Linked DNA regions of Homo sapiens: region 2 is linked to region 1. A link is an interaction called in ENCODE POLR2A ChIA-PET data of the cell type or tissue named here. Cell type or tissue: B cell. All regions are shown on one strand. Each heading gives the region's core, and the rest is flanking DNA. Links, peaks and the distances in the headings are about the cores only.

Evidence for each region. ChIA-PET counts read pairs that join two places held together with the same protein. Peaks named below come from ENCODE experiments on the same cell type or tissue, not always from the same donor. Only the 100,000 strongest peaks of a DNase experiment are listed, where the experiment ranks them.
Region 2: POLR2A ChIA-PET joins it to region 1 with 5 read pairs; 3 of 35 experiments call an interaction of 5 or more read pairs at or near these places.

The regions. Positions count from the first base shown.
Region 1 is chr9:124,503,790-124,513,877 of GRCh38, reverse strand. It overlaps NR5A1 (nuclear receptor subfamily 5 group A member 1), which reads left to right and starts at 6,479. Exons shown (of 7, transcript NM_004959.5): 1 at 6,479-6,629. RefSeq lists enhancers at 1,270-1,822, 5,493-10,088, 9,731-10,088, a cis regulatory region at 6,397-6,402 and promoters at 6,384-6,528, 6,399-6,722. In B cell, for the core only: no CTCF peak of the experiment used is centred there; no DNase peak of the experiment used is centred there; H3K4me3 peaks cover 646 bases; H3K27me3 peaks cover 1,857 bases.
Region 2 is chr9:124,594,481-124,604,568 of GRCh38, reverse strand. All of the region lies in intron 2 of NR6A1 (nuclear receptor subfamily 6 group A member 1), which reads left to right. It also overlaps the pseudogene LOC100419284. Among named protein-coding and RNA genes, the nearest start is that of MIR181A2HG, 59 kb to the left of the region's middle. In B cell, for the core only: no CTCF peak of the experiment used is centred there; no DNase peak of the experiment used is centred there.

The DNA.
Region 1 (10,088 bases), core at 7,387-9,886:
CGAGCAGCCAGCCAGCAGCCCTCTGAGGTCTGGGCTGGGCCCAGCACCATTACAGGAGGAACTGTACTATTTTAAGCCAGGGCCAGAGGGCCCCTTGTGGGCACAGGGAGGGTAGCCTGGGGCCCTTGGCCAGCTTCCCGGAAGTCCCCATGGCCTCCCTTTTCTCCCGCTAGCAGGTTTGTGAGGCAGTGACTTCCCTACAAACAGGAAGGAGGCTCTCAGGCTGGGAGACCTCCAGCCCCAGCTTCCTCCCCATTGCTGCCACCCCCAGGCTTCTCCACTACATGGGGGAGCCCTCCAGCACCAGGCCCTATCAGTGTCCATCATCCAGGCTGACTCCTAGCAGTGGGTGGGAGGGGGCCTGAATTTGGGCTCCCTGGGCTGCCCCAGCTCACCCACTACAGTTCCAAGGTCTCTGCTTTCTGAAGCCCTTTGTCCCTCACCCAAGCCCGAGTTCTCATAGACATTCCCACTCAGCTGGCCACTGTGAGCTAGAAAGAAAAGTGTCAGTATCCTTAGATGTGGCCCCATTCAAGGACCCCAGAGAGAGAAAAGAAAAACAGACTAGGCGGCTGAAAATAGCAGAGAGAAACAAATTAGAACATGATTAAGATACCGACAGTGACAGATTCATCGTGACAGAGATGAAAGCAGAGACAAGCGAAGAGACACCAGAGATGGCTGTGCAGGGCTGGAGCCGAGAGCAGGGGGTGGTGCAGCATGATGGCTTCTGACCACCCTCCAAGCACAGGCCCTGTCTCGGGGCTGTGGGGGCGCCCACCGGCTGCGTGGCTGAAGTGGAATGTGGGGAGCAAGGCTGGGTCACCCCTTGAGGGCCAAGCGTGTGCACCGAGAGATAAGCTACCCCAGGCTGGGGGCCCCAGCTGCACTGCACGCTCCAGGAGCCTGGTGGAGAGGCCAGACCCAAGGCTGGAGCCCAGCTCTGCCAGATGCCACCTTCTGCACCTCCTACGGGGGCTCCCCCAGGCCTCATGTTCTAAGGGTCCCAGGTCCTCTGCCCAGCCCTTGGGGCAGCAGGTTCTGGGTGCATCCAGTTCACAGAAGAGCAGTGTGGGCCCTAGGAATAGTACCAGCCACAAAGAGGCTCCTATCTTGCTTCTCCAGTGCGGGCTGCAGTCCTGGGTCAGGAGAGAGGTCGGGGGGGTAGGGGCCCTAAGCTGAACACGCAGAGCAGGGGCTCTAGCAGGCTGTGGGGTGCTGAGGAGAGCTGTGGGGGCGCAGCTCTTCACTCTGTGAGCTGTCCCCATGTGGCACTGTGCACTCATGTGCCTGAGTGTGTGTCCATGTGCTTTCTCGAATGTGCAAAGATGTATGTGTCCACGTGTTGCCAGGAGCCCCAATCTGCCTCCACAAGTCCCTGCTCTCAGTCTAGAGAACTGGCCCCAGGGGCACCTGGCCTTTCCCATCCCCACGAGGTGGTCCAGCCCAGAGAGCCACCAGGCAGAGGGGGAAGAGCGAGCAGGTCTATTGCAGGCCCCTAGCCCCCCTCCCCACACTGCAGCTGAGGCTCCCGCTGGCCACGGCCTTGACCCAGCACTATGGACTTCTCTGACATTGGCATCGGATCTGAACATCTGGCAGCAGGCTGATAAGGGGTGCAGCGGAAACAGCCTCTGCTGCCGCCAGCAGGCCCGCCCCCTCCGCTGCCCTGCACGGGGTCTCCACATCCACCCTCCCTCCACCTCCAGCTCTCCAGGCCTCGGCCCTTCCCGCTTCTCGTTCTCTGCCTCAGTCTCTCTCTCTCCGTCTGAATCTCTCTCATCCCTACTCTCTCTCTCTTCCTCATTTCTTCTCGCTCTCATTTCTTCTCTCCCCAACCCTCACCACTCTGAATTTCTCTGTCATCCTCCCTCCCTCCGACTGCGTCTCCCCTTTCTCTCTGTGTTCATATTTTCTGCCCAAGCCTCTGCAGCTTCTCTCTCTTTTTCTGGCCACCTTTCCACTCTGCAGCCTGATGATTCTGTCCCTCTCTCTGTTTCAGTTTCTGGGCCTCTGGTTTGTTTGTTCCTTATCCCACCTCCAGGAAATGGGCCTGGCACTTTGGGAAAGTCCCCAGTTAGGAGAGAGACCCTGGGCTTTGTTTGCCTGGGGAGGGAGGTTGGGGGCGCCTGAGTCAGGACTACAGCCCTCCTTTGCTTTCCCCTCTGGGTAGGTCTAGTGGCCTGGGACCACCAGGGCTAGAGCTTGAAGGAAAGGACAGGCCACCCAGGGGCTCTGGCAGGGTGGAGAGGAGTCAGCCTGCAGGCCTGGGCTCTGGACTCCACTGCTGGGATTTGAACGCTGGTCCCATCACACCCTCGCCTGGTGACTTTGGGAAGATGCCTGGTCTCTCTAAGCCTGACTTTCCTCCTCTCTTAACTGCTGCTATCGGGGGTTGAGAGGGAATTACTACCTACCTCCCAGAATGCCGGAGAGGTTCGAGACTGACTGCAGGTGTGGAGTGGTTAGCTGGGGACCTGGCACATAGGGGGGCACTTCTGAGTTGGGGCCTTGCCATTCCCAGCACGCTGGTAACCCCTGGCTGCCCCTGTCCCCATAGAGCACCCACTTTGGCTGAGGGTGGGAGGGGGCAGCACAGAGGAAGGGGGTACCAGTGACTGTGGCCAGGGTTGGTTAGGGGATGAGGAGCACCCAGCCTTGAGTGACAACTGATGCCGTCAGAGGAGACAGGACCCATGGAGCAGGCAGCAGAGCTCTACCTACAAGTGCGGAGGAAAGTGGTCATTCAGCAAGTTCCAACGCTTGCTCCACGCAGGCTGCTGTGGACCCAGAGATAAATCAGGCCTTTCCTGGAGGCTTCCCCAGGCTGAGGTGAGGCGCTCATCACAGAAGGGCAAACGGTGTCCATGATGATGTTGCAATCTCATACTCAACAGGGAAAGGGCCTCTGAGGACAGATCATCCAGTCCTTCAGCTGGTTGTTTGTTTGTGTTTTGCTGACACTTATTGAGCACACATGACATACCAGCCAGCCACTGAATACATTACACGTATTGTCTCCTTTCATCCCCATTTTATAGAGAAGAGAGAAGGCCCAGAGAGGGGAAGTGACTGGTCCCAGGTCACACAGCTAGAAAGTGGTAGAACTGGGATTTAATCCAGAGACTCTGCCAGCAATTCTCCTTCTCAGGGCTCAAGGACTCACCAGGAGACTAGGACAAAGCCAGGCTGGTTCCTTCTATGGCGTCATGGTGTGGAGAGAGACCTGTTTGTCTTGTTTAAGAAGGCGGACAAAGCAGACCCCACTTCATAAGGTCGCCTATTAAATGAGGTGCAAAGATTCATGATTTTGTTATTGTTACATGTATGTGACATGTTAGTGGTGGGTATTTGCTGGGATATGTGTGTGTGTGTGTGTGTGTGTATATATATATATATATATATATATATATATATATATATTTTTTTTTTTTTTTTTTTTTTTTTTTTTTTTGAGACAGAGTCTTGCTCTGTTGCCAGCCTGGAGTGCAGTGGTGCAATCTTGGCTCACTGCAAGCTCCGCCTCCTGGGTTCACGCCATTCTCCTGCCTCAGCCTCTGGAGTAGCTGGGACTACAGGCGCCCGCCACCAGGCCCAGCTGATTTTTGTATTTTTAGTAGAGACGGGGTCTCACCGTGTTAGCCAGGATGGCCTCGATCTCCTGACCTCCTGATCCGCCCGCCTCGGCCTCCCAAAGTGCTGGAATTACAGGCGTGAGCCACTGCGCCTGGACTTGCTGGGATATTTCTTATTAAATTCAGAGGGTGAGTGATATTAGTCCAGAAACAAAATCATTGCATTAAAATAGGGACACTAGGCTAGGTGCGGTGGCTCACACCTGTAATCCCAGCACTTGGGGAGGCTGAGGTGGGTGGATCACCTGAGGTCAGGAGTTTGAGACCAGTGCGGCCAAAATGATGAAACCCTGTCTCTACTAAAAATACAAAAATTAGCCGGGTGCGGTGGCGGGTGCCTGTAATCCCAGCTACTTGGGAGGCTGAGACAGGAGAATTGCTTGAACCCAGGAGGCGGAGGTTGCAGTGAGCTGAAATTGTGCCACTGCACTCCAGCCTGGGCAACAAAGTGAGACTCCATCTCAAAAAAAAAAAAAAAAAAAAAAAATAGGGACACTAAGGCCAGGTGCTGTGGCTTACGCCTGTAATCTCAGCACTTTGGGAGGCCGAGGCGGCCGATTTCTTGAGCCCAGGAGTTCAAGACTAGCCTGGGCAGCATGGCGAAACCCCATCTCTACAAAAGAAAATACAAAACTTAGCCAGGTGTGGTGGCATGTGCCTGTAGTCTCAGCTATTCAGGAGACTGAGGGAGGAGGATTGCTTGAGCCCAGGAGGTCGAGGCTACAGTGAGCTATGATGGTACCACTGCACTCCAGTCTGAGTAACAGAGCAAGACCCTGTCTCAAAAGACATAAAACAAAATAGGGACACTAAAAAAAGAATATTAAAATAGGGAGACTAGTTAGGTTCAGCCATATGCAAGAGAAGTATATCTTGTAAGAACTTCTCTAGGTGAAAAAGACATAATTACAAGGTCATGCACATTGAGGAATAAGTTGTCTGTTACGTTGTAGGTGGAATATATTCGATCAGTTAGCTATGACTGTTGGTGAAATTATATTATAAAAATTATTATTATTGAATTAATGATTATTAATTATTAAAACCCTATTGCCCGGGCTAGAGTGCAGTGGCACAATCATAGCTCACTGCAGCTCCAACTCCTGGGTTCAAACCATCCTCCTGCCTCAGCCTCCCGAGTAGCCGGGACTACAGTCTATCAGTATTATTGTTGTATGTTCACACACAATTTTAAGTGGCATAATGAGGAAAACACACACTAGGTTTTATTTTATTTTATTTTATTTTATTTTATTTTATTTTATTTTATTTGAGACGGAGTCTCACTCTGTCGCCCAGGCTGGACTGCAGTAGCACAATCTTGGCTCACTGCAACCTCTGCCTCCCAGGTTCAAGCGATCCTCCTGCCTCAGCTTCCCAAGTAGCTGGGACTACAGGCACAAGCCACCACACCAGGTGAATTTTTCTATTTTTTAGTAGAGATGGCGTTTTGCCATGTTGGCCAGGCTTGTCTTGAACTTCTTGACCTCAGGTGATCCGCCCACCTTGGCCTCCCAAAGTGCTGGGATTACAGGCATGAGCCACAGTGACTGGCTGGAAAACACATAGGTTTTAAATATAGTTGGCGTTTCTACTTTTTCAGTGGCCTTCCATGAAAAAATATATATAGGGAGAGTTGGCTTCACTTCACTTATCCAGAAAAGTCCCTCTTGTTCCAGATAAGTGAGGTGTTGGGTGTGATTTATTTATTTCCTCCAATGAAGGGATATGTGGGAGGAGGGGTGGTTCTCAACAGTGACTGCCCCATAGTCACCCTGTGCCCCTCCCTGCTCTCCCAAGATGAAAGGCACGGAGGTAAATCCTCTGAGGACAGAGACTTTTCTTCTCTTTCCTATGGGATCCCTGGTGCCTGGAACAGTGCCTGACCCCTAAGTGTGCGCTCAGTAAATGTGAGACAAACAGAGGAACACACAAAAGATCCAGTCACCGTGGGAGCGGCACAACACCCTGCAACCCGGGCCCTACAGGAACAGGATATTTCAGAGCCCATCTGGGCCCAGAGATTGGATGGGGACGTCCCAGGTTGTCTAGGGAGGCCTAGCCTTCTAGATAAGGGCCCCTTCCTGCTACCCTGTCCTATCCTGGACTAGCTTCATACTTGGTTCAACCTGGGGCCACTATAGCCACCACTTGGCCTCAGAGGCAGTCTCAGCCCAGCCTCAGTTTTTCCAGCCATCGACTGGGAACATCAGCAGCCCACAGCAGATGAGGACATTCAGAGGCCACCGTGGCATGCACGCACCAGGTGTCCAGGCCGCTCACCTGCTCCCCTTCCGGCCCCCCTCTTCTTCCACCTGATGGAAGAGGAAAAAGAGGTGGAAGCAGCAGGCCGCCTAGTCAAGTCGCCATGGCCTTGCCTCCGCACTGGCCTGTCCTGACTCTACTCCAATGTCCGGGCTGGGCCAGACCATGCCAGGCCAGGCCCCAGGGAGGTAGCCATTCACAAGGAGAGAGGAGCAGGCGGCAGGCCGGGTGGGGGAGCAGCCCATAAATCAAGCCCCACTCCCACCCGGTTTCTAACAAGCGGGGCTGCCTACCCGCCTCTGTGGGGTCCCTGCCTCTGGGCTCCCACAGCGGGCCTGGAACAGCCAGCTGGCCAAGGCCTCTGCAGTGCCTTGGCCTCCGCCCCCACCCTCAGCCCCCAGATAGATAGGGGTATTTTTTTTCTTTTAGGAGAAGAAGAAAAAATAGACGTAAATGAAGAGAAACACCAACAAAGAAGGCGAGAGGCCTGCAGAGTCACGTGGGGGCAGAGACCAATTGGGCCTCCGGTGGCCCCCCCACCAGGGCGGGGAGGAGGAGGAGGACGGACGGACAGGGCCAGCCTGCTGTCCGGCTGCCGCCCGCCGTGGTGTGAGGGGGTTTCTGCGCACCCACAGTCGCCACCGTCCCACCTGGGCTGCCGGAGCCTCCCCCTGGACCCCTGGTGCCCACTGCCACCCTCATCCGGTGTGAGAGCGCTGCTTCCGCTTCGTAAGTGAGGGCCTTGGCCCAGGCCTCTAATGGCCAGCCTCCTTCTGCAGTGCCTCCCTGCAGCCTGGGCCGGCCACTGCCTGCTCCACTTAGTGACCGGTGCCCCCTGCTCTGGGCAGGGAAGGTGCCAGGGGTCTCCCAGACTCACCCTCCCACCATGCTACCCCCTCTTCTTCCCTGGGCTGCCGATGGGAGGAGCCAGGCCTGTGACCACAAGCCCCATGGAGGTCCGCTGGTGTCCCGCTGTCTCTGGCCAGGCATCCACCAGGCTGTGTGGGTCTGAGCCTAGAGGTCTGTGAGTGTGTCTGGAGGGCTCTGGGCCTGTCTTGGGGCTCTGTCCCCCACCTGAGTTTCTGTGTTGTCTCTGTGGCTCTCTCTGAGTCTTGCTGTGTATCCGTGTGTCTGTCTCCGGCATCCATCTGTCAGCCTGGGTTCTGCGGCCGGGCCAGGTCTAGGCTTCCCTCCCTGGGTGGGTGGATGAGGGGCTGGAACTCCCCAGGCGGTGGGCTGGAACCTGGAACCTGTGGGGGTGGGTGCCTCGGAGCCTGGAGTGCAGAGGAGCCATGGGCTTCCAGCCGGTGAGAGTAGAAACCCTTGGGGAGAGGGGATTGGAGATAGAGGGAGAAGGGCCTGAGCCCAGCCCCCACCCAACCCCGGCGGCTGGGGCCTGTGTGTCCAGCTCCAGGTTTCCAGGAGACCTCGGGTGAGCTCTACCTTAGAACAGCCAACTGGGGCACCCCAGCCCATCATCCACCAACCCCCTTCCCTCCTGCAGTCACTGTCTGAGGGCTCCATTGTGGTGGGGAGCTGTTCAGAGGCGGCAGTGACCCCCACCTCCAGCTCGGGCAGATGCTCTTGTTTCTCAGGGGTTTGGGGGTGCGGGGGGTACGATTAACAGGGTCTCTGGCTCTTTCTTCCCTCCTCATCCAAGATTCTTGCATGGAAACCGCAGTACCCCATCTGTAAAGCCAACATGTTCCACTTTATGCTCGGAGAAAACTGAGGCTCTCGTTTCAGAGAGGAGAAGTGACTTGCCCGAGCTTGCACAGCTAGTCTGCGGGTTCTGCTCCTTCTGTGGGTGAGCCAGCTGAGTGCGGTCTGCGCGGGGGGTTCTCTGGCCACAACTTGCAGGCCCCAGGCCCAGCTCCAACCGAAGCCCGAGGCCTCCAGGCGGGCGGGAGCCCAGATGGAGCCTTTTGGTGGGTTGCGCCGCTGTCAATGCAAAATTGCGGTATTTTCCTGCTTGAAGATCGCAGCTTTTTGGCCTCATGGTCCCCAAACTCTCTCTGACCCCAGGTGCCAGCGGGGGCGGAGGCAGGATGCAAGCAGGCCCCTTCCTTTCGGGTCCGTTTCTCCAGCTGAAAAACAGTGGCCCCGCGGATGGTCCCTAGCCCAGAGCAACTGCTTGGCCCATAGGCCCGGGAACCCCTTTGTCCCCAAGACCGCCCAGCGCTTTCTTCCTCGCCCCACCCCCCCGTGAGAGCTCCGAGGGGAGCAGCGGGGCCCTGCCTCCGGGCTCCTCTCCCAGCTCCTGCGCCCGTAGAGGCTTCGGGTCCCCCCAGGCCTCGGACATTTGTAAAATGGGATTTCCACGAGTCCCATTTCCAGCCCAGCGACCTGAGGCTAGCGAGCAGAAGGGGTTCGCCCCAGATCTCCCCAGAGGGGCGCCACTGAGCGCTTCCGCCAGGCCACACGCGTGCTTTGCCCCTACTGCTTGGGTTCATCCTCACGACCCACCCTTAGCGAGGAAGAGCGGTCATCTACCCACTTCACAGATGCGGCAACTGAAGACCCGAGACGGGGAGAGAGCTGCTACAGGCTCGAGTGAGGAGATGTGGTGGGCCCCATGGGAGAATCTGGCTTCCACCCGTGAATCCGAGCCTCGGCCACGGTCGCCACTCGCCCTTACCCACTTCCACGCTGTAGTGCGACCAGCCACCCGCGTGGCATTCGCCACGACCCAGCTGGGTTCACAGACAGGAGCTGCCTCCTCCCACTGCAGGCGGGTGACCCAAGGCCCCCACTGCCCTATACCTGCCCAGATCGCGGGGCACTCGGGCTCCGCAGCTCTCTGGCCGCGCTCGGGGTCCGGGGAGCCGGGCTGCGGCTGGGGGGCCTGGAGGATGAGGGCGAAGACTCGAGCTGGACTGCGGAGAGGGTGCCGGCGCGGGCCGGGCTTGGGGGGAGGACACGACCGGGCCTCCGCCCCCGGATACCGCACGCGCCGATATAGAGGGGCCGGCCCCCGGCCCCGGCGCGGCGGGTTGGCGCAGGGCGGGGTGGCGGCTGAGGGGCCCGGGTCCCAGGTGCGCCTCGGAGCGGCCCCGGCGGCGGTGCGGGGGGGAACAGGGAGGCAGGATGGGGGGCGGGGAGGCGGGAGGGGGGAGCCGAGGCCCCCGCGCCGCCAGCCCCGCGCCCCCGCCTCCCCGTCCCCGGCCCGAGCGGCCGTCATCGCGGGCGGGCGGCGCTGCGCCCGGGTGCGGCTCCTCGCCGGCGGCGGCGGCGCGGCCGAGAGGTGCGGGCTCCGCGCGGGCGGGACGCGGGGCGCTGCTCGCAGGAGCGACCAGGTGGGCGCCGGGCCGACCGCAGCCGCCGTCGCGCCCCCTCTCGCGTCCCGGGCCCTGGCTCTTCGCGCTTCCCTCCTCCGGACTTCGCCTCTCCGCCCGAGGTCGCTCCCTCGCCTCGGGCTCGGCTTCCCGGAGCCCGCCGACCCCCGCCCGAGGTCTCCCCGCCCGACGTCCCGGTGGCAGCGGCGGCTCGGGCTGCGCCTCCCGTTGCCGTCGCTGCTGCGGCTTTGTCTCCCCCGGGGAGGGGGTCCCGGCGGCTCTGCGTTTTCGGGCTCTCGGTCCCGGCGCCGTCGTTTTCCGCCTCCTGCGGCCCGGGCCCCCGTCTGGGTCCGACCCTGCGGGGCCTCGCCTTGGCGCTTGGGCTCCTGCCCGGCAGGTTTCCGCGCGTCCCCTGTCCCCGACCCTCGGGCTGGGCGCTTCCGCCTCCAGGTTTTCTCTCCGTGTTTCTGTAGCTCCCCGGCCTCGTCTCTCCGGGGCTCCTCTCGTCTCGGCGTCTCTGTCTGTCGTCTATCGTTGTGTCTCTGGCTCTGCGTCAGTCTCTCTTGGGTTTTCTCTTCGGGCCTCCGCTGTCTCTCCGAGTCTCTGATCCAATCCCCCACCCCTCGTTTCTCTCTCTCTCTCTCTCTCTCGTCTCTCTCTCTCTCTCTCTCTCTCTCTGTCTCCCTGTCTCTCTCCATCCCTCCCTGTGTCTCGTCCCCGCCGGGTTCTCTCTAGCTGGGCGTCTCAGTGTCTGTGTCTCTGGCACTCTCGGACTGGCCTCGTGTCTGCGCCCGGTGGCGTCGGTCGTTGTCTCTCGCCAGAGTTTCTTCCCATCTCTGGCTCCCCCGGACTCTGTCTCTGCCTCCTTCGTCTCTGTCGGGTTCCCAGAACACCCGGGCCGGGCGCCCCAGCG
Region 2 (10,088 bases), core at 4,560-7,059, 94 kb before region 1:
CCAAAGTGCGGGGATTACAGGTGTGAGCCACTGTGCCCTATTTAATAATTTTTAAGTGATGCTCAAATTATCCCATCTTTGTTTAGTAAATACCTCTTCAGGGTAGCTGATTCAGCTACTTTTGAGGGGGTAGAAAAGACAGGATTTATGACAGGTTGTATGTGGGTATAGTCAAAGAGGAGGAAGGAGCCATGGAAAGAGTGCCAGGTTTTTGGCTTGGGTGGTTGATGCCTTTCACTGAACAGGGGGGCCAGAGAGAGGAACAGAGTTTTAAAGGAAGACAAGTTTGGACTTGTCTGAGGTGCTTATGATGGATACATCTAGGTGGAGGTGCCCAGGAGGCAGTTGGATATCAGGATGTGAGATTCAGGGGAGCAGTTCCTGACTCCAGGACCTAGGATAAGGCTCAGTTGCTGAGTGTAGTTGACTCAGATTGGGATTATGTGCGTTATTTCTTGTTGGATAAAAATGGATTCCTTTGCCATCAGGAGCCAAGTTCTACCCTAAAGAAAGACTGCGTAAGCCCTCATTGTCCTTTCTTTTACCTATGCCTATCCTTAGAGAGTTCAATTTTTAGTAGAGTGGAAAGGGATAGAACTGGTGCAGGTAGGATTGCCACTTGCTGATTTGCAACTGATCTTGTCAGATTTATTACAGCCAATCCCTCAATTAGAGGAGAGCTCTGTGTATGGGTAAGATTTGCTGGAGTTGGAATTGGGACTGGGAAAACTGGTTTTGGCTTTGCGGGAATGGCTGGCCTAAGGTGGTCTATTTGTATTCCTGAAGGTTTTTTTTCCCCCTTTCCTATGTTGCTGCTTTCTGAAGCAGCTCCTTTCCTTCCTTTCTTCAGTCAACAAATATTCAAGCACTGGAGATACACTGGTTGGCAAAAATATGGGGCACAGTCCTTGGTCTCATATTTCGGAATCCAGTGACGGATACATATGTTATATATGTTAATCAAAAGATCGTCAGCAACAGGTGGTTCTACACTGATGCAGGAACCCAGCAAATGACATATTGATCAGGAACCTTTGACTACCAGTACCAGCCCTTCATTGTTGGAAGATTTAGTCTCAGGTAGGCTTCTAAATCAGAAAATGTATATTTAACACAGGGCCTGAAACATGGGAGACTCTGAAGTAGAGTTTGTCTAGGGGAAAAAACCTGTCGTGAGGTAAGATGAAAGAGTTAGAAAATGTGAAAATGAAGAAGAATATGAATGCACTATTAAGAAATTCAACAGAAGAACTGTACCCCACCCACACAACACACACACCTCTCGAGGAGCCATCTAATTGCTTTAATGTATTATGAAAGCCTTTTAAATACTAAACTGAAGACAGCCCTGGGCTTGACTCTTTGGAGTACATGAGATTAATAAGAAAGGATAGAATTGTAAAATAAAAATACTACGTGATGAGTAATGTCGTAGTATATTTTAGGGATCCAGGCAGAAGGGAAGAAGGGTGCGATTTGACTTTGAGTTTAAGTCTGGGAGAATGGAGTCTTAAAATATTTTACAGAGGAGGTGATTTTTAAATTGAGTCCAGTAAGATTAGTAAGTGGGAGTGGAAACTATAAGGAAATAGTGAAAAGAGTTATTCCAGGCAAATGGAATAGCTTAGTATAATATTTGCACTATAAGTAAGTGGGTCAGCATGGCTGGAGTAATGGGTACTTAAGAGGAGTGGTGGGAAATGAAGCTGGAGAAGTCAGGAAGAGCTGGGTTATAGAGGGAGGGCCTTAGGAGTGTGGGCCTTTATACCATAGGTTCCTGGGAACCACTGATGGGACTCAATGAGATCATGCCACACTTAATGGGGGCATTTTATCTTGCCTTTTCCCAGAATTCTCACGTAGAACTGAGTTCTTTTTAGATAGAAGTCTTTTCCTATATCATCTGACGTTGTCTCTAGGTCAGGTAGATGGATGTATGAACAAATGAAACAACCAGAGAAGTGAGGGCTGAAACCAGAGTTGGCTTGGAAAAACTAACCTTCAAGTGGTCTACCTTTATAGGAGCACCAAAGGAGAAAGCCTGTCACTTTACTCTGCCCCCAAGTTTGAGACTTGCTTTGTACAACTTTGATCTTTTTTTACTTCAGCTTCACATGTTGCTTAACAGCAGTTTGAGCTGTTGCTGTGTTCAGGGCTAGAGTATTTATTTGCATTAATCTCTGGGCCAATCTGGGTCTTGAGAAGAAGGTAAACAGTCACGGGTGCCAAATGTGATGAATAAGTCCCAACTTGTTTAGACCTCTCAGGAGACAAAATAGTTGACTGCGTTTATATTTATATGCTCTGTATCTGATTCCTTTGTTTTCATTCAAAAAGGACTTATTTATTCATGTTATAATCTGTTCTTGATTGGGATACTTTAAAAATTCATGGATAAAATCTTGACTGGGGAATTGTGAGAAATTTTAAATGGAGGAAAAGCTCACCTTTTCCAGGTTCCTCAGTTCGCAGGTAGGAAACTTACCTAATTAAATGTCTTACACATATTTAAATTTCCTGGATTGTCCCAAAAATGTCTTTTTACAATTATTTGGTTCAAATCAGGATCTAAAAGTACATATATTGCATTTGGTTGTTAACACAAGGCTGTTCTTTTTTTTGAGACAGGGTCTTGCTCTGTCACCCAGGCTGGAGTGCAGTGGCGTGATCACAGTTCACTGCAACCTCCCAGGCTCAAGCAACCCTCCCACCTCAGCTAGGATAGCTTGGGCTTCAGGCGTGTGCCACCATAATGGCTAATTTTTTTTTTATAGAGACGGGTCTCCCTATGTTTCCAAAGCTGGCCTTGAACTCCTGAGCTCAAACGATCCACACACCTCTGCCTCCCAAAGTACTGGGATTACAGGTGTGAGCCACCTTGCTGAGCCTATGTAAGCATACTCTATATATGCTTTATATATATAGTCTATATATAGTCTTTTTTTTTCTTTTCTTTTCTTTTTTCTTTCTTTTTTTTTTTTTTTTGACACAGAGTCTCCCTCTGTCGCCCAGGCTGGAGTGCAGTGGCACCATCTAGGCTCACTGCAAGCTCCGCCTCCCAGGTTCACGCCATTCTCCTGCCTCAGCCCCCCGAGTAGCTGGGACTACAGGCGCCCGCCATGACGCCCGGCTAATCTTTTGTATTTTTAGTAGAGATGGGGTTTCACTGTGTTCGCCAGGATGGTCTCGATCTCCTGACCTTGTGATCCACCCACCTTGGCCTCCCGAAGTGTTGGGATTACAGGTGTGAGCCACCACACCTGGCCAGTCTTTTTTGTTTGTTTATTTGTTTTGAGACAGAGTCTCGCTCTGTCGGCCAGGTTAGAGTGCAGTGGCGTGATCTCTGCTCACTGCAACCTCCGTCTCCGGGGCTCAAGCAATTCTCCTGCCTCAGCCTCCCAAGTAGCTGGAATTACAGGCGTGTGCCACCATGCCTGGCTAATTTTTGTATTTTTAGTAGAGATGGGGTTTCACCATGTTGGCCAGGCTGGTTTTGAACTTCTGACCTCAGGTAATCCACCCGCCTTGGCCTCCCAAAGTGCTGGGATTGCAGGCGTGAGCCACCGCATTTTTTTTTTTTTTCTTAAAGCACACTCTGTAGTCTTTTTTTTTTTTTTCCCCCACAGCCAGTCATATTACTCTTTTACATAGCATTGGCATTACAAAATCTTTTGAGATCGTCTTTATTCCTTCTCCTTCTTCCTTCAGGTCTTGAAATACCTTTCCTACTTGTCTGCCTGTGGAACTTCAAGGTTCAGCCCAAATGTAATGCCCTCTCTGGCACCTCAGTCTGTTCTAATGAATTGCTTCTTCATCTTTGTTTCTCCAACACTTTTCTTACCCACTTTAGTTACAGTACTCATAACATCATACTGTCATTTATCTGTTTAGTGTATGTGCACTGCTTGTGAGTTAGTATGGAGTGGTGAGAAATAAGGTTGGAGGTCAGCAGATGATGAGTACTTCTAGGGCAAGGATCACATAATATTATTTTATGTCATCATAGCCAGCATAGTGCCTAGCTCATAGGAGACACTCCATGAGTGTTTGTAGAATTGGATTTTTAAAACCTGGTTTCTGGAATATTTTATTTTAGTTTCCAATCCTTGAGTTTTTTCCTGAACTATGAATTCTTTCCACCTCCAGGAGTTGAAGGCATAACTGGAAATTGTATCCAAGGATGTTCTTAGTTGCTCTCATTCTTTCTCCACTCTCAGGAACTTTGCTTCTTAGTCCCAGATAATATGGACTTCATTTGACTGTGATTTCATTATTCCTATTTAGTTGAATTAAACTCTTTCCCTTGCCATAGGGAATGTCTGTATCAAGGATCTGACAGATGAGAACCAGAGATCTTGGGCTCTTGTTTTTTGTTTTAACCTCTGTAAGTTTAAAAAGGAATTTGAAACATTTTCTGCATGCTCCTGATTTTCTAAAATGGATACAAGTCCCTCTCCTTGAGAATGGTCACCGGGCTTTCACTTTGCATCAGACATTCATTGAAAGGTTCTTAAAAACAAATAAGGCAGAAATGATTCTAGTGATCATGTGGCCACTAGATTTGCTGTCTTTTGTTTTACACTGAAGAACTAAACTTACCCCTTCAGCCTCAAAATCTGCAGTCATCTTTGAGAGCGTCTATTTGAATAAACATATGGGAAATGGTGTTAAGAACATCTCAAAAGAGGCTTTGCCTTTTCCTGTCCTCAAGATACGTGGTTTAGTGGAAGAAATGGAGGACTAGGATATTTTATTTTCTTCTCTATTGGTCTGATGACTCCTGCCTCTTCCTTTCTTTGAGCTTCATTCAGTTTGTCCATCTTTAAAATGAAAGTGGAAACAATCTCTTGGTGGTTAACTAAGGTTCTGCCATTCATAATTTGGACTTCATGGCCAGACGCAGAGGGAAGGAGCTACGAGTAGTCGCCGAGAGGCCGCGGAGCCGGCGACGACCGACTCAGCCGAGCGGCCGCCGCCGCCGCGCCCTCATGGCGGCTGCCACGGACACTCAGGAAGACCACGATACTTCCATTGAGAATGAAGACGAGTCCAACCATGACCCTCAGTTTAAGCCAGTAGTTTCTCTTCCTGAGCAAGAAATTTTAAAACGCTGGAGGAAGATGAAGAGGAACTTTTTTTTTTTTTTTTTGAGACCATGTATCGCTTTTGTCGCCCAGGCTGGAGTGCAATGGCGCCATCTCGGCTCACTGCAACCTCCGCCTCCCGGGTTCAAGCGGTTCTCCTGCCTCGGGCGCCCGCCGCCACGCCCAGCTATTTTTTGTATTTTTAGTAGAGATGGGGTTTCACCATGTTGACGAGACTGGTCTCAAACTCCTGACCTCAGGTTATCCACCCGCCTCAGTCTCCCAGAGTGCTGGGATTACAGGAGTGAGCCACCGCCCCCGGCCAAAGAGGAACTTTTTAAAATGGGGGCGAAACTGTGATTTGCCGCAGAGAACCGTCTCCTAGAATGGAACGAGCGAGGCACTGGTGACGTCAAGCTCCTGAAGCACAAGGAGAAGGGGACCACCCGCCTCCTCATGAGGAGGGACAAGACCCTGAAGATTTGTGCCAACCACTACACGCCAATGGTGGAGCTGAAACCCAACGTGGGTAATGACCATGCCTGAGTCTGGAACGACGAGTGCCCCAAGCCAGAGCTGCTGGCCATCCGCTTCCTGAATGCTGAGAATGCACAGAAATTCAAAACAAAGTTTGAAGAATGCAGTAAAGAGATTGGAGAGAGAGAAAAGAAAAGATCCGGCAAAAAAGCGATCATGCCGAAAAAGTGGCGGAAAAGCTAGAAGCTCTTTCGGTGAAGGAGAAGGGAGAAGACCAAGGAGGATGCTGAGGAGAAACAATAAATCGTCTTATTTTTTTCCTCTCTTTCCCTTCCTTGTTTTTTTTTTTTTTTTTTTTTTAATTTTACTCTGCCCCTCTTTTTTGGTTTGTTTTTATTTGATTTCATTTTTACAAAAGGCCGTTATATAAAGAACAAAATTTAAAAATAATAATTTGGACCCCATTAGATTTGCAGTATGCAAATGCTACGTATGTTTGGATTTAGAATTTTGTTTATCTACTTTTTTCCCACATTTCAAAGCTAGTATTAGCAAGTAGAAAATGTTGATTTCCTGTTTTCTCTCTCCTTCCCACTTATAAATTCCAGTACTGTTAATCTTAAATGATTTTTCTTCTTCTTCTTTTTTTTTTTTTTAAGTAGGGACGAGGTCACTCTGTTGCCCAAGCTGGAGTGCAGTGACTATTCAGAGGCCACAATCATAGCGCACTGCAGCCTCAAACTCCTGGCTTCAAGCCATCCTCCTGCCTCAGCCTCCTGAACAGCTGGGACTACTGGTGTGCACACCCATCCCCAGCTAAACAATCTTACTTGGAGGCGTAGTTAAAAATTAGTGTTTAGGCCGGGTGTGGTTGCTCATGCCTGTAATCCCAGCACTTTGAGAGGTTAAGGCAGGTGGATCACTTGAGCCGAGGAGTTCAAGACCAGCCTGGGCAACATAGACTCCCATCTCTACCCAAAATTTTTACAAATTAGCCAGGCGTGGTGGTGCGTGCCTGTAGTCCCCTGTAGTCCCAGCTACGTGGGAGGCTCATGCGGGAGGATTGCTTGAGCCCTGGTGGAGGCTGCAGTGAGCCATGATTGCACCACTGCACTCCAGCTTGTGTGACAGAGCGAGGCCCTGTCTCAAATAAAAAAATAAATAAGATTTAGAGTTCATCTTTTGCATTCACATGGGCAGTGTGGTGTCTGTTCATCTTCTCTCGCCTCTTCCAGTAGAGTCTATAAAGTGCTCTCAAAAAACTTGTGGGACTGAGAATGCTGAAGAAATGTGGCTCTATATCCAAAGATGAAACTTAATTGTCTCCTTAAGCTATGTTAAAGATTTGTTCTCAGGCTTATGGGTGCATCAAGGATTGTTAGTTGGACTCACCTTGAAAATCAAGGCGTCTGCTTCAGTCTTGGTAGCAGAAGTTAGACTAATAGCTCCTTATTCATCTTTTCCTCCAAAAGTTGGTGCAGTAAAGCACAGAGGCTTACTACACCTCTGTTGTGTGCAGATATTTAGTTCTAATAAATCCATATCCTTAAGGGAGACAGAGAGCTGCCCTTTGTTTCCAGTTGAGTAGCTTTTTGCTAGTGGACCTTCCCCTTCCATTTTTTCCACCCTCATTCTATTTGTAGTCACTTTACTAAAATCATTTAAGAACTACGTTAAATCCACAGGGACTGAGAAGAAAATATTAATCTATGGGGTTGGGGTGGGGGGTGGGAAAGCTGGTCAGTGTATTTATGATGGGGTAAAGTGTGTCATGGCAGTGGCAGAATATTTATTTTTAGACAAATTACAGCCTTTTTCCTCGTCTAAATCATTGGTCACTTTCTCTTTAGGCTCTACTTTGTAAGATGACCCTAATGCTCTCTGTTGGTTAGAAAAGCCCTCTAGTAATGGTAGTAGCAATATTTGCCATTCAGTTATATGGCTGCTAAGTGACAGATTCCAGTCCTACTCCAAGAAGGGTCTCCTTTTTCTGGAATACAGCTGTAAAGTGTGCATAGCCTTTAAGTTATTCCTAAAGCTAAATTGGCAGGGGAGATTTCATAGAATGAAACATTTTACACAGTTAAAAAGCATTTATCCTCAGAAATCAGTTTCTCTTGGGGACATTCCACCTTCTTAGTGGAGCTTGCCCTTTTATTGTGTCCTGATATTTGAATGTTTAGCTGAATGTTTGACATCATGTGCCATTAGCACGTGGCTCCAATTTGCCAGCCTTTGGGGTACTGTGGTAAGGTATGAGTGTGTATGTGCACACTCGGTGTTATACACTCTGCTGCGTGCTGCTGGTGTGGTTCATGAATCAGGGAAGCTATAGCATGATGATTGTTTAAGATCTTATGAGTTTTAGGGGAATGAAGCAAGAAGCTTAGTTTGAAGGTGTAAACTTTTGGCTGAGGGTAAGGATTGGGGGTGGTGAAATTAGTAACTTTTGCTTTGTAAAAGGATTTTGCAGACCTAGTTTCCTTTCTCCAAACTAATATGTATAACCAGAGCATTCTTGCATTCTTTCAAACTAGTATAGATAACCAGAGCATGGAAATGAAGGGCTAGAGTTAAAGTAAGCCCTGCAAACAACTCTTAGCTCTGTGTATTAATTTTCTTAGAGGAATTTGCCTTGTCATTGTTTATTGTAATGACAGAAAACAGGGAATCCCACTTCTGCACGCCCCCCATACCCCCCAGAAAAACCCTACATACCTAACATTGAGTTTCCGTTTTGTCTTTTCCTTAGACCGAAAGGTTTTGGCTTTAAATTTTCTAACCCAGTCTGGAAGACTATAGCATAGAATAGTTCTTGAAAAAAAAGAAGAAAAGCCCCACATACCAGAACCCTTTTAAATAAATTCTTTTAAAATGCTGCCTTTTAATTTTAGGATCTTAGCTTAAAGAAGACTGGAGGAGAATTTCCCATGAAATGGTTCCCATAATAGTTTTCAGAAAGACGTGCTAGGCAGTATTGTTAACTAAAGAAAATAAGTCTATCAGTTCCACTTAGATAACCTTTGGTAATAAACGAACTCCGTACACGTTGTGACCTTAGAGCCTGAACTTTGCAATCACATGACCAGCTTGTAAACTGACCTGTGAGGATGACTGTCGTAGTCCCGGCTTAGAGGAATTGACCAAGTGTCGGAAGGGTAGTCATCAAGCTGGACTTGTCCTGTAATCTCTGTTTCTTCATGGCTGCAATAGAACTTTTCAGCAGACTACAAGAAGCATGAAATGGAGACATGGGAAGGTAAGGAACAGTCTGGGGCCCAAATCTAAGGGTTAGAAATTTTCTTTGAAGGTTTAGAGCAAATAGCCTTGAGGGAGAAGGGAGGCAGTCCACAGGCAACTGTTTTTTTTGTGTCTTCGCAGAGTTCAGCTAGAAAGTTTTCATGTATGTAGCAAGTGGCTGTAAATGTTTTGGAATGGAGAAAAGTGAGAGAGAACTGCAGTGAATTCATTGTTGTGGTTGATGAAGAGCAGAAGAAAGGGGATTAATTTAAATTTTATAGTGATTTTAAAAAAATTAAATATACGTGTCAGTACATAGATAAAATTTACATTAAAAATTGTTGTTTATTTCTTGACAGATGTTGTTTGTATTTTAAATTCCTTAATCCAGTTCGCTATCTGCCAAAGTCTTATTTACTACTGTTAATTATAGATAGAATTGGGGTCATGAGGCCATTGATAAGGCAACCTCATCCTCTGGTAGGGAGCTTCTATACTTTACAGTTTGGGATATAAGACTAAGCCATTGCTAATTTCTTTTTAAGTGGGTTGCTTTTTAAATGGGTACATTTTCTGCATGTGTGTGTATGTAATGAATAGTCACTAGTGTTATAACTTGTTTATTTGGGATAGTCTCCTAGTTATGTGAGAAACCCCACTTTTCCACAACTTTATTATTTAGGCCAGGAAAGACACATACAGCTGAAGGAACAGATAAAATGGATGAATGTTAGTATTAAAGTTTTGCCATGTTTATGAAGTACAAGCTAAGAGTTTGCAAGAGTTTGGTTTTCTTAAAGGCAAGCACTACTGAGAAGAGTTCCCGACTCTTTGAAGCAGTTGATAAATTTCTAGGACTGGCATTAACCCTACGAAATAGCTGGTCCTGGGAAAGCTTCCCAGCCTCTTGCAGCGTGGCTAACATCTGCCAAAGGCAGCTTTGCAGTTTCATTCTCACTCTGGGGATGCACAAACCAGGGAAGTGGGACCCCCTCTGATAATAGCATTCTTCTTTTTAGTAACCTTGGCTTCATTCCTCCCTTATATGTTGTACCCCAGCACCTTACATGCCAGAATTATTGGTTTTTAGTGCAAGTTAGCAGAAACAAGAGAAAGTTTGTAGAAAATACCAGTTATATATAAGGCCTGTTATTTATCTTGAACAGCCTCCTCCCCCAGTATGCATAGAAATTCTTTGTTAAACTATCCTGGATATACTAGCTTTTCCAGAAAGGAGTAGTTTAAGAAGTAAGATTTGCTTTGGATCTGTTGGACAGGAGTTTAGGA